Linked DNA regions of Homo sapiens: region 1 is linked to region 2. The links are chromatin loops, found by intact Hi-C in ENCODE. Cell type or tissue: OCI-LY7. All regions are shown on one strand. Region 1 has its middle 3.5 kb from the start of MAST3. Region 2 has its middle 13 kb from the start of CCDC124.

Region 1 (2,500 bases), 150 kb after region 2:
CAGTGGCTCATGCCTGTAATCCTAGCACTTTGGGAGGCTGAGGTGGGTGGATCGCCTGAGGTCAGGAGTTTGAGACCAGCCTGGCAAACATGGTGAAACCCTGTCTCCACTAAAAATACAAAGATTAGCCGGGTGTGGTGGCAGGTGCCTGTAATTCCAGCTACTCGGGAGGCTGAGCGCAGGAGAATTGCTTGAATCCAGGAGGCGGAGGTTGCAGTGAGCCGAGATTGCTCCACTGCACTTCAGCCTGGCCAACAGAGCTGGACTTTTGTCTCAAAAACAAAAAACAAAAAAACACAAATATATATATATATATACTTGTGTGTGTGCGTGTGTGTGTGTGTGTGTGTGTTAACCACAGAAAAACTGCATTCATTCATTCAGTCAGTCCAGTCAGTCACTCAATAAGCACTCCTTCTTGCCCACTGAGGGGTTGTTCAGGAGGCAGTTCAGTGTAGGAATTCTCCAGATGGAGCAGCGGATTTGAGACCTCTCTGGTGGCTCTCTCCAGCATGTTCCCACATGCCCAACCCAACCCTGGTTCAGGGAACCTCTCTTTCCCCAGGATTCCAGTCAAAGCCCCAGGGAGGGCTCTGATAGGCTGAGCTTGGGTCACATGTACACCTTGAACCAATCACAGTGGCTGAGGTGGATAAACGAGTCTGAGTCACATGTCCACCCCAGGCTGGACTAAGGGAGAACTTTGAGGCAGAGCTGCCCAGAGTCAGAACAATTGGCCATTGCAGGACATGAGCTTCTCATCACTTGGGGTGTGCAAGCTACAGCCTGAAGTTCACTTAGTGTAGGACTGCCAGATAAAACACACGACTTCCCCACCCCCATTGACTTCTGCCTTCTCAGGGACCTTCAGCCCGAAGAGTGGGGAGCTTCCCTCCATGTGGCCAAGAGACCCTGATGCCCCTGAGGGGTCATCTAAAGAGGGTGTTGAAGGATGCATAGGAGTTTGCCAGGAGAAAATCTATTCATTCATTTAACAAACTCACTCGTAGTCATTATTCATTAAATAACATTTAAATTAAATTCCCAGTTAAATTGGAATTTCAGACAACCAACATATTGGTTTGTGTTTTGTTTTGTCTTGTTTTGTTTTGTTTGAGATGGAGTCTCGCTCTGTCACCCAGGCTGGAGTGCACTGGCACTATCTCAGCTCACTGCAACCTCTGCCTCCCAGGTTCAAGTGATTCTCCTGCCTCAGCCCCCCGAGTAGCGGGGATTACAGGCGTGCCCCATTACGCCCCCTTAATTTTTGTAGTTTTAGTAGAGACGCGGTTTCACCATGTTGCCCAGGCTGGTCTCAAACTCCTGACCTCAGATGATCCACCCACCTCAGCCTCCCAAAGTGCTGGGATTACAGACATGAGCCAGCACACACGGCCAACACATTGTTGTTTAATGCAACTATGTCCCAAGTACTGAAGGGGGCATACTTACACTGAAAAAACATTCATTGTTTATGGAAATTTAAATTTAACTGGGTGTTTGCTTTGGAAAACAGCCTGGTTGTCTTTTACAAATTTAAAATATAGAGTTGCTGGGCGCAGTGGCTCATGCCTGTAATCCCAGCACGTTGGGAAGCCAAGGCAGGAGGATCGCTTGAGCCCAAGATTTTGAGATCAGCCTGGGTAACATGGCGAAACCTTGTCTCTACAAAAAATACAAAAAATTAGCTGGGCATGGCGGCATGTGCCTGTAGTCTCAGCTACTCCGCCCTCCAGCCTGGGCGAAAGAGCAAGACCCTGTCCCAAAACAAAACAAAACAACCCAAAACATAGAGTTACACCATATGACCCCGGAAGTCCATTCCTAGGTAAGTACCCAAGAGAACCAAAATATATCCACAAAGGCAGGGGGCGGTAGCTCACACCTGCAATCCCAGCCTTTCGGGAGGCCAAGGTGGATGGATCACTTAAAGGTCAGGAGTTTGAGACCAGCCTGGCCAACATGGTGAAACCCCCGTCTCTACTAAAAATGCAAAAATTAGCTGGGAGTGGTGGCGGGTGTCTGTAATCCCAGCTACTCAGGAGGCTGAGGCAGGAGAATCAATTGAACCTGGGAGGCAGAGGTTGCAGTGAGCCAAGATCCCGCGACTGCACTCCAGCCTGGGCATCAGAGCAACACTTCATCTCAAAATAAATAAATAAAGAAATAAATCTATGCAAAAAGTTGTATGCCAATGTTTATAGCAGCTCTATTCAGAATAGCTACCAAAATGTGAAAAAATCCAAGTGACCACCAACAAATGAGTGGATCAACAAAATGTACATGTACATATATACAATGGAATATTATTTGGTCATGAAACGGAATGAAGTACTGATATTTGCCACAACATGGGTGCATCTTGAAAGCATGATGCTGAACGAAGCCAGACACATAAGGCCACATGTTATGTTTTCATTTTTATGAAATATCCAGCACAGGAAAATTCATAGAACAGGAAGCAGATTGGTAGTTGCCAGGGGCTGAGAGAGGGGGAATG
Region 2 (2,500 bases):
AAATGGCCATCAAGTCCCCACTGTGTGCCTGGCCTTGGACAGCCCTGCTGTCCAAGGTCATCCATAACAGTGGGGGGAACTGAGGCACAAGGGTAGAGGGTAGGGTTGAAGGACTTACCAGGCCACTGCTGTGGCTCTTGCCCAGGTGACACCCACTTCCTATGCCCATAGGGCTGTCCCCTGACTCCCCATTACCCTCTCAGCTCAGTACTTCCAGCCTCCTTACTCTTGGCTTCTGAGACCCTCCAACACAGAAGGCTTGATCCCTCCACCAAGAACACCGTCCTGCTGGGTGCGGTGGCTCAGGCCTGTAATCCCAGCACTTTGGGAGGCCAAGGCGGGTGGGTCACCTGAGCTCAGGAGTTCGACACTAGCCTGGGAAACATGGTGAAACCCTATCTCCACTAAAAATACAAAAAGTTAGACGGGCATGGCGGCAAGTGCCTGTAGTCCCAGCTACTCGGGAGGTTGAGGCAGGAGAATCGCTTGAACCTGGGAGTTGGAGGTTGCAGTGAGCCACTGAACTCCAGCCTGGGCAACAGAGCGAGACTCCATCTCAAAAAAAAAAAAAAAAAAATCACTGTCCTCCCAGATCACAAGGCTTAGTGCATGCAGGTCCCCACAGAGGTCCTCAGCTCTGTGTAGTCAGGGCTGGAGGGCTGGGCAGGCTGGAAGGGGCTAGGCTCTGCCCAGAGGTGGGAGATAGAATGTATCATGGAGGACGGGACTTTCAGGATGCATAGGAGCTCTCCACACAGACAAGGGACAGAAAAGTCGAAGAAATCACATGTGCAAAGGTCTGGAAGTCACACTGCTTCCTGTTCAACGGAGGGTAAAAGGTGCCAGGAATAACTAGGTACAGGTGAGGCACGGTGGCTCACACCTATCTATAATCGCAGGACTTTGGGAGGCCACAGTGGAAGGATCTTTTGAATTCAGCAGTTTGAGACCAGCCTGGGCAAGAAAGCAAGACTTTGTCTCTACAGAAAAAGTTTAAAATTAGGGCGTGATGGCATGTGCCTGTGGTCCCACCTTCTTTGGAGGCCGAGGTGGGAGAATCCCTTGAGGTTGAGTTAGAGGTTGCAGTGAGGAGGTTGCAGTGAGCCATAACTGTGCCACTGCACTGCAGCCTGGGCGACGGAGCGAGACCCCGTCTCTAAAAAATAAACTGGGTACAGCTGAAGTTAACATAAAAACTAACCAACATATGTTGGACACTAGCTTAGTTTGGAGGTCCCCCAAGAACCAACCCTGAGACAATGACTGTAGGAAACGTGGGATATCTGGGAGAGACCTTTGGTGAGGGTTAGGGAAAGGAGAGGAAGGTAAGGCCCCCTGCATCCTGCAGGGGGCACCAACGAGCAGAGTCCCCCACGTGGGAGGAGACAGGCAGTGGCACCACTGGGTGCCAGGCCTTGGCCAAACAGGTGGCAGCAGCCCCTCACTGAGCCCTGGGGACAGCCCCTATGAGATATTGATCGTCTTTGTATATAAGAAAACTAAGGCTGGGCACAGTGGCTCACGCCTGTAATCCCAACACTTTGGGAGGCCCAGGTGGGTGGATCACCTGAGGTCGGGAGTTCGAGACCGGCCTGACCAACATGGAGAAACCCCGTCTCTACTAAAAATACAAAATTAGCCAGGCGTGGTGGTGCATGCCTGTAATCCCAGCTACTCGGGAGCCTGAGGCAGGAGAATCGCTTGAACCCGGGAGGCGGAGGTTGCAGTGAGCCGAGTTCATGCCACTGTACTCCAGCCTGGGCGACAGAGAGAGATTCCATCTAAAAAAAAAAGCCGGGCGTGGTGGCGGGCGTCTGTGATCCCAGCTACTCTGGAGGCTGAGGCAGGAGAGTCGCTTGAACCCGGGAGGCAGAGTGAGCCGAGGCCACACCATCGCACTCCAGCCTGGGCAAGGAGAGCAAAACTCTGTCTCAAAAAAAAAAAAAAAAAAAGGAAAAGAGAAAGAAAACTAAGTCACCTGCCTGTGTCACATAGCCGGGAAGCACCCAGAGCCGCCAGGAAGGCAGCAGGGGTAGTTTTGGGGCCCAGAATTGGGGCTGAAGATGTCAGCCAGGAAATGAATGGAATAGCCCATATAGCTCCCCACAAATGGAGGCCTGGGTTTGAATCCCACCTCTGACTCTTCTGAGACCTTAGACAAGGTTCTGAATGATCTAAGCCTCAGTTTCTCCGGTAAAATAGGACTAAAAACCGCGCCCAACCCCAGGCTATCTGGAGAATCAAGGAGATGGTACCTGGGAAGGGTACGTGGGGAAGGGCTTGGCCCACATGACCATATTAGGGTCTTTCTGGCTGGGGATGAGAGAAGGTCGGGGACCAATGGTAATCGATCCGAGGGAAGAAGCCGACGGGAGGGCCAGCCAGACACGACTGGGCACACAGGGCCTCGGACGCCAGGCAAAGGAGTGGGGCTTCACCCCAGGACGATGGGGAGCCCCGGTGGGGTTATGAGCAGGGCAGAGAGCCGATCAGAGCGGCG

What was found. Peaks named below come from ENCODE experiments on the same cell type or tissue, not always from the same donor. Only the 100,000 strongest peaks of a DNase experiment are listed, where the experiment ranks them.
Region 1: a loop joins it to region 2, with 2.5 times the contacts of the local background. A loop is called at or near these places in 2 of 110 quality-filtered maps.

The regions. Positions count from the first base shown.
Region 1 is chr19:18,093,032-18,095,531 of GRCh38, forward strand. It overlaps a transcript of IL12RB1 not described here. Among named protein-coding and RNA genes, the nearest start is that of MAST3, 3.5 kb to the right of the region's middle. RefSeq lists a silencer at 599-678. In OCI-LY7, a CTCF peak has its summit at 1,468; a DNase peak (open chromatin) is centred at 620; H3K27ac peaks cover 2,135 bases.
Region 2 is chr19:17,945,134-17,947,633 of GRCh38, forward strand. No RefSeq gene overlaps it. Among named protein-coding and RNA genes, the nearest start is that of CCDC124, 13 kb to the left of the region's middle. In OCI-LY7, a CTCF peak has its summit at 1,316 (motif pointing right); a DNase peak (open chromatin) is centred at 1,388; H3K4me3 peaks cover 368 bases; H3K27ac peaks cover 950 bases.